3 separate regions of the Homo sapiens genome follow, and regions 1 and 3 are each linked to region 2. A link is a contact called in ENCODE Hi-C or POLR2A ChIA-PET data. All regions are on one chromosome and are shown on one strand. Each heading gives the region's core, a stretch centred on a gene start or an enhancer-like site at or near the end of the contact. The rest is flanking DNA. Distances are from core to core; before and after follow the strand shown. Region 1 holds the start of ASTE1 (asteroid structure-specific endonuclease 1). Region 2 holds the start of TOPBP1 (DNA topoisomerase II binding protein 1). Region 3 holds the start of NUDT16-DT (NUDT16 divergent transcript).

Region 1 (3,829 bases), core at 801-3,300, 2.6 Mb after region 2:
TATGAAAGGCAGGACTGTTTAGGCCGGGCGCAGTGGCTCACGCCTGTAGTACCAGCACTTTGGGAGGCCAAGGCGGGCGGATCACGAGGTCAGGAGATCGAGACCATCCTGGCTAACACGGTGAAACCCCGTCTAATACAAAAAAATTAGCCGGGCATTGTAGCGGGCGCCTGCAGTCCCAGCTACTCGGGAGGCTGAGGCAGGAGAATAGCGTGAACCCAGGAGGCGGAGCTTGCAGTGAGATCTCGCCACTGCACTCCAGCCTGGGCGACAGAGTAAGACTCCATCTCAACAAAAACAAAAACAAAAACAAAAACAAAAAAAAGAAAGGCAGGACTGTTTCATATGAGTAGGTACAAAGTAAAATCACTTTTATTTCATCAGAATGTTAAATGTTTTGTTAGTTATCAAGAAAAGTGTGCTTTTGTTTTAAATCTATATAGAAATAACATTTTAAATTGAAAACTGCCTACACCTTGAAGTTAGGTTTTCATATTCAACAATTCCAAAGCTATGAGACAAAAACCTAGTTTTTAAGGATGGTCAATGGGCTTTACGTGGTGGTGTCCGTCAACCACAAAAACTACTAGGGCAATTAACCACAAAAATCCTCAAAACAGAACATAAGTAAATGCCCATTTACAACATTTTCCTTCTTAAAATGTATGAATCAGTTAAGTTGTACCTAATACCAGTGAGATTAGTTACCAGCTTTTTCTTTTCCCTTCCAAAGACACGTTAGTAAAATCTGCTGGAAAAACAACTACAGAGCAGGCCTCTAAATATACCTTTTGTTTTTACTTCCCCTTCACTGTCATAAAAGTGATGCCGTCTGGCCATACTAAGCTGTTCAAATAAATATATGGACTTACAGACTTTCCAGCTGAAAAGGGTCCTTCAGGTCACTCAGTAATTCTCCTTATTTTAAAGATGAGATTAAGGTTCCTTTTAGAGAAGGACAGAATTAGGGACGGACAGAATGAGAAGTTCACTTCTAGCGGCTCTTATTTTAAAGGACAGTCTAAACCCAGCAGTGCTTAAGTAGTCTGGTCCAGGCTGCAGAAGACTCTGGGACTAGGTTCCCTCCCGCCCACCCTCACAGACTCAGCCCTGCCACCCCCATCCCAGTCCACTTTTAGGTCATCCATTCCATTAGTCTCCTCTGCGCAACCATAAACCTACCCAAGAATGTGTCGCATTGTCTAGATTCTAGAACTATCTGTTCACTTGACAACACGCTCCCCCTCGAGGTTTGAGTGAACTTGGGCACTGCGAACACATCTTCTTTATTTCTGCATCCCCAATCCCTGGCATACCTCCTGGCATATACTAGGTGTTTAACAAACCTTGTTAAGGCAAGTAAGTGTCCAGCAGATCAACTGCCGCCCAAAGGAGAGAAAAAAGGTTAGTTAAGAAAGCTAGATGGGAACTTGGAGAAAGTTACTACCTTGTGCAAACTACCCGTTCTCGGTGAAACAGATCTGGCTGGGGGCAAAAGACAACGGAAGGAGTATTTATCACAAGTTGAAAACCAGTAGTTATCTTCCCAGGTAATAAGAGGAAGGCAATTTGTCACCAGTTTCTGCTACAGCACAAATCTACCTTTAAAGTAAATCTTAACCTTAAGGTAAAACGAACAATTCCTTGCTTCTTCACCTTTTTAAACATTTACATTTTGGCAAAGCAGGTTAACGTTTATTGAGGGGCACTGAGACTGGAGTACATCCGGAGGTAAGATGTCCAGGAAAGCGAGGAGATCGCAGCCATGGCGTCCTAGAGATTCGGAACCCAGCCCGGGCAGCTTGAAACCATTACCTTCCCCCTCGCAGGGGAGCCTGGCTAGCCCCAAGGAGGACAGTTCGCTTTACCTTTCCCTGTCGTGGTCGGAGCGGCGCCCGGGGCTGCCCAAGTCTTGCGGGTAATCGGGCAGGCCTCAAACTAGGGGCAACCACACCCACCGAGCGCCAGACACCGCGGGCCACGGCTGTTTGGAACCGTGGCCAGGGAGACGGCGCGGGGCATACTGGGAAGTCGGGGCGAGGCGGCACCAAGGCGGAAGTGTTCGCCGACCCAAGTAGGCGGAGAAAGCAGAGGAGGACCGGCGGGCCAAGCTTTCCTAGCCTGACAGCAGCCATTTCGGAACGTACGTCCCAGCCCTCTTTAGCTACTTAGCGCCTCTGGGCCCGAGAACACCTGCTCCTTGGCTCAGTCTGGCGCCACCGGCATCACGGAACTGTACTTCCCAGAGACGTCACACCGGGAGACTTCCGATTCCCGCTCTTGAGATTGGACTCTCACGTGCAGGAGCCAGTCCTCGCTGGGCTCTAGCGGGCTTCTGATGGAGGAGCTACTCCTCTGGGAGGACAGAGTAGGTGGGCTCTGCTGCAGGTCCGGGCGGCGGGTTGTGAGGGCCGAGGTGGCACGGTGTATGAAGGCCTGTGTTTGAAGACTTAGGTCAGACCTTTTGCCCGCCTTTCCCCTATGCAGCTCTATGCAACTGTCTGTGCAAGGTCCTGTAATTTGCGTAGGACGCCTTGACACAGTCTCTGCTTATGGACGCTTTACAAAACTATCTTGCAAAGAAATAAGTACTATACAGGATAAGGTTCTGAGATACTGACAGGGCTGGAACTAGGGTGAGATAAGTGTAAAATGTAAATGGATGCCAATAAAATTCAGTAATCAAGGTAAGTTTTAATGCAATCTCTAAAAATCAAAATTATAGCAAAAAAAATCCATGACTGACAAAATGTCACGATTTTAAGTAATAGTAACAGTACCGTGCTGTGCCATATTGAAGCCCGAGGTGTCAAAAGAAAAACCATCAATTCTGATCCTGCGAGTTAAGTTAGCCAGGTGAGGAAGCGTAGCTGGGCCAGATATGCAAAATAAGATGATGAAAAGAGCTCGTGGTTAGGGGTGTAACTGGATAGAGGGGTTCCTAGAGGCATGAAGCAGTTTTCCTTATACCAAAAACTATGCCAATTAAGAAGGGCCCACAAATCCAAAGCCTGAAAGAAGTTCCGTGACTGATTGTCAATACAAAAGAAAAACTTGATCCTTATCATAGGTCCTACACACCTTACTTTACTGAAGCCCAAATGCTTTGTGATTATGAGATGAATATGATATCTTTTTTTTAGCTTAGGACTTTTTACTTTGACCCCACAAAACAAATACTCTGTGCTGTAAGATGTTGACTATTACCACTTAAGAATCAAAGTTCACAGAACTTCTATACTGGTGTGTCAGTAATGGACTTCAACTGATTTTTCTTTAGAATTAGCAGCAGCCTCTGTCACCATCCAAAGATTACAACCCATGAAACCATTGAATTTGTGCCTTGTATCAGAAAGCAAAGGAGAATGAAAAAGCACAGCTAACATTGCTTGAGGATCTAGGTAAGAATTTATGATGTTGATATCTATGTTCTATCTAAAGAGCACTTCATAACATTTGCTATTGATTTAATGGTGCTGGAAGCAATGACTTGGTGCCCCATAACTAGCATCAATTGAAAATGTTTTCTGTTGTTTTAAACAGGCGATTAATTCTTTAGACTGTCATCATGGGTATCCGAGGACTAATGAGTTTTGTGGAAGATCATAGTAATGAGTTCTTCACTGATTTGAAGTTGCGGGACACAAAAATTGTCATTGATGGTTATGCTCTTTTCCACCGTCTTTGCTTCAGTTCAAACTTGGATCTCCGGTATGGAGGGGACTATGATTCTTTTGCAGATGTTGTACAAAAATTCTTTGAATCACTGTTTGCTTGTAATATATGCCCATATGTTGTATTAGATGGAGGATGTGACATTTCAGATAAA
Region 2 (3,819 bases), core at 533-3,032:
CAGTGTGGTGTGTCAGGAAAGGCACGGGCAAGTGACACAGTCCCTGAACTTCACTTTCCCCATCTCCATAACATGAGACAATGATACCCATCTATTATAGGGTTGCTGAAAAGAGTAAACGGGAATAGTGTGAGCAGGAGTCCCATGTTAACTGTAAAGTGCCCTAGAAATATTAATTGTTATTACAGATTCAGGTCAGATTTGCACCTTAACAATTAACTGTGGTTTCTTTTTTTTCCCACCTCTAGTGATTTTTGTTTTTTTGCTTTTAAGGCTTTCTTCACCCTTCCCCCAGCAATAGGCCTTTACCTTTGAGCCCCAGTGTTAATTGATTCTGACTCATTTCTGGTAAAAAAAAAAAAAAAAAAAAATTAATGATATTTATTAAAGCACAGTAAGACAGATTTTATTCCGGACCATCAGGATAGGTATAGCAACCATGGCAATGGGATTCTGAATTAGGAGAGAGAGAGTGGGCTCAACTCTAAATACACCATGGGCAAGTGGGAATTTATAGCCAAGGAACAAAAAGCTTGGGGTCACTGGATAAAAAATTACTAAGAAGGAACTTCAGGAGTAAAGGGGTTTCTTGCTGAAAATAGGTCAAGGTGATCAGACATCACCTTGGATGGTAGAGGATGAGGAACCTGATCAGATATTGAGGGTAGAGGGTTCTAACTGGATTTTCCAAGGAAATGCACAGATAAACCTACGAGAAGGTTGAGGAGTCTGACTAAAGTTTGGCCAAGCAAAGAATCTTTGTCACCTTCCATCGGTGTATTCAAAAACTTAAGACTCAAGCTGCTCATTACTATCTTTAGGCTCTAAAAAGAAAAGAAAAACAAAAACAATCAAGGGACATGGCATTATACTTTTACATTAGTAAATCCAAAGTCATTTTCTCAATCTCAGCAGTGAATAATAAAATGATCCTCATTAGTATAGTGGCTAGATTTTATAAAATAAGAAAAAATTTTTTTAAAAAAGAATAAAATGAAAAGAAGCAACAACGAATCAGTTTTCCGCTGGTTATCACTAAGGTTTGCAGGCCCATCTTATCCCCTCTCCCTTTGCTCTCTGCCATCTGAATCTTAGGTTCAGTCCCAGAATCTCCCCAGTACTGAGGCAGATGCAGAGAAAGAGAACGGCGATGTCCACTGAAGGGGAGGAGGAGGGGAGACCATTGAAGATCTTGACAAAGATCCCTTTGCATTAGCTGTGTAATAAGTCATCCTTTCTTCCCTTGCCATCTTGTGGCTGTGTTAGGCGGTGATTCTATTCCTGCTGTGTTGGAGGGAAACCACCCAGTCCGTAGTCAGAAGACCTGGATGCAGTATTAATTCTACCACCTACTAGCCGTGTGCCCTTGAACCCATCATTTAACTTCCTCCGTTTTTACATCTACAAAATGGAACTACCACTATTTGCCTCACGGAATTGTTTTGGATAATACCTTTTCCCGTGCATGCCTGGTATAAGACAGGTGTAAAATAAATATCTATTGAGGAAATCCTTTCTTTCCCTGGCTTTTTTAACAGTAAAGGAGTATTCCTGGCCTGTGGTCCTACCTCTTGAACCGACGGCGCTGGGCCTACTCGCAGCGGAGACTAGGCCCGCCCAGCAAAGCCCTAAACCCAAAGGGTCCGGCCCAAGCTTTCCCTGAAGCCCCACCGCCCACAGACTGCTCACCTCCACGTTTGACATTTCCGCTCTTCTGCTGCAGCTGCCGATGGCGTCACTTCCACCGGAAAAGGCAAGCGCGGCCGCGCGGTTGGCGCGAAAGTCGGTTCCCGTTCTGGGCAATTTCCGGGTTCTCCAGCGTTTGCTTTGGGGTAGGGGCGGCGCCGAGTCGGGGGAGGGGGCTGTGCGCCGGGCTGGCGCCCGACCCCAGCCACCGCCCTGCGGCCAGCGCGTCCCCCGACTCGCCGCCCGGAGACCCCGAGGCTCCAACGAGGTAAGTGAGGCGCGGAGTGGGGACACAGCTCCTCCCCAGCCCCAACTGGGGTTCGCGATGCCTTCTGTGGCCTTCAGGACCCTCTTTTCCTGTCCTGGTAACTGGCCCTGGAGCCGGCGGGTGGGCCTTTGACGCCGAGAGGACGTGGCTTCCGTGATCCCAGAGCCAGGCCTTTTCCTGGAGATGGGAACCGGAGCATCTAGCCTTATGCAGGGCCAAGACCATGCTAACTGGCTTCCATGTTTATATTTAAAATCTGTTTACTGAGGGATGAACGTACCTCGCAGGCCGTGGGTATCCGCAGGGACAGATACACTCTGTGTATCCTTAAAACAAGTGCAATTGAATGTCCATTGGCCTAAAGGGCTTAGAGCCTTCATAGCAGGGCCTTCCTCAGTGTATTCAATTCGGGTTAATTTTGCTGTCTGATTTGCAAGGATTGGTGTTGTCATCTTTTACCTTGGCTTTGTCCAAGTTCCAGGATTTCTTAGAAATGCCGTTGACGAATTCACGGGCAGAGCCAGAATGTCTGTCTTTAGGCATTCTTGTCTGCACAGAAAAATAGGTAGGTTAAACATGCAACTTTTTATCTAATGTGGTTTTGTTCTTGTTAATGGTTCCTTTATTTTGACAGTTCAGAAATGTCCAGAAATGACAAAGAACCGTTTTTTGTGAAGTTTTTAAAGTCTTCAGACAATTCCAAATGTTTTTTTAAAGCTCTCGAGGTAAGAGTTGAAAACATCTTAATACCGTGAATTCATTTTCTTGTTTTTAAGTGTTTTTGATTTGTTGGGCTTTATGTCTTAGAAGTAGATATTTCACTTTCATAATAATTTTATAGTCTACATTAATACAGATATATCATTATCACATATTTTTGAATTGATCTAAGTACATCATTATGTATTTCGGGGGGCTGGAAGTCTATTATCACATTGCTGTTTAATATGGCTGACCTACAGTTCTTGGAAATTAAGTTGCTTTCATTTGTCTCCTAGCCAGAGTGGTCCTTTGCGTGCTGTAGAAATTTGAGTCAGTTGTGTACTGGTCATACTTGAAAATTTTTTGGTTAATTGTTAAAAATTATGTTTTATTATGTACAGTATAATAATTGGATGATAGTAGGGGTGATGTAGATCCTTGCTTCTCACAGAACCCAGCAGTATCAGCATGGCCTGGAAGTTTCTTCGAAATGCAGAATCTTGGCCTCCAACCCAGACTTAGAATCTGCATTTCTAACAAGATCTTCAGTGTGCATTAAAGTTTGAGAAGCATTTGTAGCAGATTTTTTTAAACTTCATTCATTCAGCAAGTATTTATTGAAGTGTTCATGATTTGATAGGCACTTCTCTAGTACTTGGGATTTATCAGTGATGAGAACAGGCAAAGATTTCTGTTCTTTCAGAGCTTACATTCTAGCAGGAGGACATAGACACTAATCAGACATGATAAATTAGGAAGAGAAAAAAGCAAAACACGTTAAGGGGTTCCAGAGGATGTTTCTTGGGGTGGGAAGAGAAGGGGGTTATAATCTTAAATAGGGTGTGATCAGGGTAGGCTTTATGAAGAAAAAGATATTGAGTAAACGTGAAGGAGGTGAGATAGCCTTGCAGATATCTGGAGAAGAATGTTGCAGGCAGAGAGAGCAACCTTATACAGCCCCTGGGAAAGTGCCTGTAGTCTCTATCCAAGTTTAGTGTACTGTTGTGTAGTGAGTGAGGGATGGGGGAAGAGTACTAAGGAATGCGTTAGAGAATAATGGTAAAGAGGTCATGTAGGGCCTTGTGGGCCATTTTTCTCTCAGTGGAGAGCCATTGGAGGGTTGATAATCAGAAGAGTAAACATGATCTGACTTACAGTTTTAA
Region 3 (4,104 bases), core at 1,487-3,986, 2.3 Mb after region 2:
GATTGGGCCTCCTCAGGGCCTTGTCCTGAGCCCTCTTCTTTTTCTCTCTCCATGGATTACCTCCTCCAGTCTATGTTTTTATACCACCTTTATGTAGATGAAGTGAAGGCAGGGTGGTGCTAGACTGGGGTGGGTCAATTCCCTTCTGATAGTCTCGGAGTCTCAGGCATCCCAAAGATGAAAGCTCTAGAGGAGAGACACCAGTCCTCACAGGACTCATGTCCATGCTCAGTCCAAGGAGACCTAGCCACTTCCTTACCCTTCCTGCTCAGTTTCAGAAGAAAAGGATTGGGGATTGGTTGGGCTGCTCTCCCACCTTTTAAGAGCCAACTGCTTTGGTCACCACTCAAGACAAGAGCAAGTCTATTTTCAGAAAGCACAGGGGGTGCTCTGTTTCTCTATCCTCCCTAACAAATAGGCTGGGCTAGACCCTGGAGGGCAACCATGGAGGAGTGTGGGAAGGATTCACCCTTGCTTCAGAAGCTCCTTGCAATCAGGGACCAGGGTAGTGTGACAAATGCCACTTCAAGGTTAAACTGGACATGACCAGGGGAAGGTGTCAGGCTGTGTGTTGTTACAGATTGTATATTTGCATGCCTGGGGGTTACCAGGCTGTACGCATATAAACAGGGAGGAGGCAGGCTCTGAGAACCTGCCAGGGTGCCTGGGATAAGCTGTGACTTTTTGCCCCTGATGCCATAAGTTGGAGGGTCCTCTGCTCAAAACATATGGTACACACTTCTCCTTCTTTTCATCTGGTATCATGTATCATCTCTCAGATCCAATAAGAAAACATTCCCACGTCCTTCCCTCCCTCCCTAGTACCAAGGTCCTCATCTCAGTTTTCATGGGTCCATGGAGGGCTGCCTCTAGTGATGAGCTGGAATCTTAAGGCCTGAAATAGAGCCAGACTGCAGCAGTCCCAAGTCCTGGAGAGCTTCAAGTAACTGCTCCCGCGCAGAGCCAATAAAGGAATTCTCCAGGAAGGTAGGCAGGCCTCCTACACCATCCCGCAGGGTATACAGGGGCACTCGCACCAGGCCCAGCACCTGTAAAAGGAAGGAGACAGGAGACACTAGGGCCCCAGGTGGCTCATTCCCTTAACTCCATCCTTTCTCCAGCAGATCAGGCCTCACCCCTTAATACTCCAGCAGAACCAGGCCCAAGGCTCACACCTCACTAAAGCCTAGTGGCCCAACCTTCTGCAGGAAAATGACCCAAAACATATTATCTAGCTCTATCAATTAATCTTTCCCACATCTGCTTCTAAACCTCTAGTGGCTACTGCCTCAAAGATGTATTCATACCCTTTCACCAGTGGTTGTCAAAATGTGGTCCTCAGATTATTTGCATCAGCATTATTTGGGAACTTTTGAAAACTACAAATTCTCAGGTTTCCTCTCCCCCCGCCCCACCACCAATGCAGGAATGCTGAGAGAAATCGCTATTTTAATAAGACGCCCCGATGATTCTGCTACCTGCCAAATTTTGAGAACCACCTTCATACATAATCTATCTACTAGCCCTGCCTGAAATATCAGGGCCACATCTCCTACACAAGAAAAGCAAACCCCAAGAATAAAACCTAGGTTGCCACACCTAGATAATGTGATAATCTATCACACTGTCAATAGGGAACAGCAGAGAGACATGGATGAGTGTGTTCTAGAAAGGATCTCTCCTGGTAAAGGGTGGGAAAGACCTTTACAGAAAGCCCAGGTTGGCAGTACTAATTCAGAGTATAGATGATCACGATCCCAACTCCACCAAGAAAGCTGGGGAGAGGGCAAGGTCAGAGGGGCAAAGACTTTTCTCCAGGGATGCTTTCTTGGGGGAGAGAAAGCTTTGGGAGAAGAGGAAATTGGGAAAGGGACAGAGTCCCAGGCTGGTCCCACCTCCAGCCCGTGGTCCTTGGCGCGTGTTGCGCCGGCCTCCACAGCCAACAGCTCCTCGAGCGTCAGACGCTTGGCATAGAAGTGGGCCACAACGCGTGGCCCTGACCCGACGTGGGAGCTGCGGTAGTCAGTGCGCTCCACGCGGAAAGCGGCAGCCGCTTCGCCCAGCTCCTCGCGCAGCTCGCGGTTCAGCCCGTCCTCTAGGCTTCTGTCCTGCGTGTCCACGAATCCGCCGGGGAAGCCCAGGCGTCCATCGAAGCGCATCTGCATCTGCGGGAGGGGGAAGCGGGGATTGGCAGGGGCGCCCCAGAGGAGACCACCAGAGAGGGTGCGGGGCTCAGGCAGAAAGTGGCCGGGCGCGCCCCCTTCTCACCAGTATGGCGTAGCGCAGCGGGATGCGGCCGAAGAGCATCCCAGGGTCCGGCGCGTAGAGGAGAGCGTGGCACGCATGACGCCAGCCCGACCCCAGCGCCAGGGCCTCGCCTAGCTCCAGCCTGCGGGCTCCGGCCATGGCCGGACACTGCTCCTCTGCTGTCCCGAAGGCCCAATGGGCAGAGGGGCGGGTCTCACCTCGGACCAATCCGAGCCTGGGCGGTGCTGCAAGGCCCAATCCCTGCAGGGATAAGGGGAGGAACCTAGGCGCCTGGGGGCGGGGCGCCGCGACCGGTGCGGGAGGCAGCTAATCAGGGCGGGGCTTGCAGACCGGGTTGAAGTCCAGGGCCCAGGAACCCTAGGGTAACCGAAAGCAGCCTCTGGGTTGGGCCTGCGGTGGGGCGGGGCTAGAGGTGTGGCCGCGCCCTAAACCTGGCGCAAGGCCGGTACCTAAAGGCTCCTGGGAGCCAAAAGAGCAAGTCAGGGAACTAGCTTTGGTTGGGTTCGGTGGTACACAAAGCACAAGGCCTGGGTTGGGGTTAGGAGGAAATGAGACTTGCGGCGGGTCGGGGCTGAAGATGTGGCAGCGCCCTGAACCTGGAGAAAGGCTGGTACGTAAACGCCTGCGTCGCAATCTGGAGTCAGCTGGAGTGTCCCGGCAGGTGAGGAAGAGCTGGGGCGCTCAGTTGAGTGCTGGGAGCCAAAGAAGTAATAACTACCTTTGGTTGGGTGTGGTGGTACACAAAGCACAAGGCCTGGGTGGGGGTTAGGAGGAAATGAGGCAGGGTTGGCCTCAGACACCAAGGCCTATCCTAGGGAAATGGAGATGGACAGGCGCCATGGTCTGACAACTATCTTGAGTGGTGAAATTGAGGGGACTTGGTGACTGAGTGAATGGGGAAGAGGGAGCGCTGGGCTAGTGGTGGTTCCGAGTTTCCTGGATGTGGTGTCATTTTCTGAGAGGGGGAGAGTAGGAGAAGGGTGAGCAGTGATAAGTGTAGTTCTAAGGAATTGGGGTGGCCATAGGCAGTGGGCAGCTGATCGTGGGGGTCTGACGCACAGGGAGTGGCACATAGAGAAGTCACAGGGCAGTGAGATTTTCAGGGGAAGGGTGGGGGTGGAAGGAGCTGTGAGTGAAATCCTGTGGCACAGGACTGGGAGTGAGGAGGGGTGAGAGATAGAAGAAGCCTCCTAGGCTTTCTAGTCTTTCCCTCAAACCCCCTCAGACCTCTGAGCTATGAAGGAGGGTGGGTTACCCTACCACAAGGGCAGAGGCCTACTCAGGGCCTGATGCTGAGATGCAGGATCCCTCACTCCAGGCCAGGCCTTCCCCACCCTGCAGAGCGCCCCTACACCAGGTGTCGATATTGATTATGCAATAGAAAGCAGGAGGCAGCTCCTTGAGGGGGGCTGGGCATAAACTCACAGCCTGTAAGTGACGGCATATGGTGGGAAAGAGTCCGGACCCACCCAGAAACAGGTTTGTGACCTTAACAAGTCACTTAACTCTCTCAGATCCCAGCAGCTCATCTGTTAAGTGGAGATGATACCAACCTATTAGGGATGTTGAGATATGTTAGGCACTTAGAACAGTGCCAGGCAGAAAGTAAATGTAGCCATTCTTGGAGTTGAGGGTTGGGGCACAGTGCTATGTCTTACGTTGAGGAGCCAGGGCTGGGCACATACCTATAATCCCAGCACTGTGAGAGGCGAGGTGAGAGGATCATTCAAGGTCATGAATTTGAGACCAGTCTGGGCAACATAGCGAGACCCCGTCTCTACAAAAAATAATAATAATAAATAAAGACCCAAGTGTTGGAACTGAGCTGCACTCATC

The links. Hi-C counts contacts between places; a loop is a spot of excess contacts on that map. ChIA-PET counts read pairs that join two places held with the same protein, here RNA polymerase II (POLR2A). Pooled maps may share reads with other maps.
Region 1: a map of CD8-positive, alpha-beta T cell shows a loop between it and region 2 (31-fold over the local background). The contact joins the promoter of ASTE1 here to the promoter of TOPBP1 in region 2. A Hi-C loop is called at or near these places in 2 of 168 maps with a recorded cell type or tissue (both CD8-positive, alpha-beta T cell), 1 of 37 single-sample maps with no recorded cell type and 8 of 50 pooled maps.
Region 3: a loop to region 2 is called in a map of naive thymus-derived CD4-positive, alpha-beta T cell, with 11 times the contacts of the local background. The contact joins the promoter of NUDT16-DT here to the promoter of TOPBP1 in region 2. A Hi-C loop is called at or near these places in 1 of 168 maps with a recorded cell type or tissue (naive thymus-derived CD4-positive, alpha-beta T cell) and 8 of 50 pooled maps. POLR2A ChIA-PET finds 5 or more read pairs at or near these places in 2 of 52 experiments (GM12878 and activated T-cell).

The regions. Positions count from the first base shown.
Region 1 is chr3:131,025,046-131,028,874 of GRCh38, reverse strand. ASTE1 (asteroid structure-specific endonuclease 1) reads left to right here and starts at 2,050. Exons shown (of 6, transcript NM_014065.4): 1 at 2,050-2,368; 2 at 3,281-3,401; 3 at 3,544-3,829. The coding sequence starts at 3,569. It overlaps NEK11 (NIMA related kinase 11), which reads right to left and starts at 1,998. Exons shown (of 18, transcript NM_024800.5): 1 at 1,869-1,998; 2 at 873-945. RefSeq lists enhancers at 1,689-1,878, 1,959-2,018, 2,159-2,398.
Region 2 is chr3:133,659,904-133,663,722 of GRCh38, reverse strand. It overlaps TOPBP1 (DNA topoisomerase II binding protein 1), which reads left to right and starts at 1,782. Exons shown (of 28, transcript NM_007027.4): 1 at 1,782-1,954; 2 at 2,589-2,679. The coding sequence starts at 2,596. LOC124909487 reads right to left here and starts at 2,497. Exons shown (of 3, transcript XM_047449438.1): 1 at 2,377-2,497; 2 at 1,690-2,210; 3 at 385-824. The coding sequence starts at 2,497. The coding sequence ends at 675. It also overlaps a transcript of TF not described here. RefSeq lists an enhancer at 1,356-1,425 and a silencer at 1,826-1,995.
Region 3 is chr3:131,380,107-131,384,210 of GRCh38, reverse strand. NUDT16-DT (NUDT16 divergent transcript) reads left to right here and starts at 2,736. Exons shown (of 4, transcript NR_038976.1): 1 at 2,736-2,878. NUDT16 (nudix hydrolase 16) reads right to left here and starts at 2,437. Exons shown (of 3, transcript NM_152395.3): 1 at 2,269-2,437; 2 at 1,896-2,165; 3 at 1-1,049. The coding sequence starts at 2,406. The coding sequence ends at 870. RefSeq lists enhancers at 1,429-1,997, 1,998-2,567, 2,859-3,128 and a silencer at 2,449-2,748.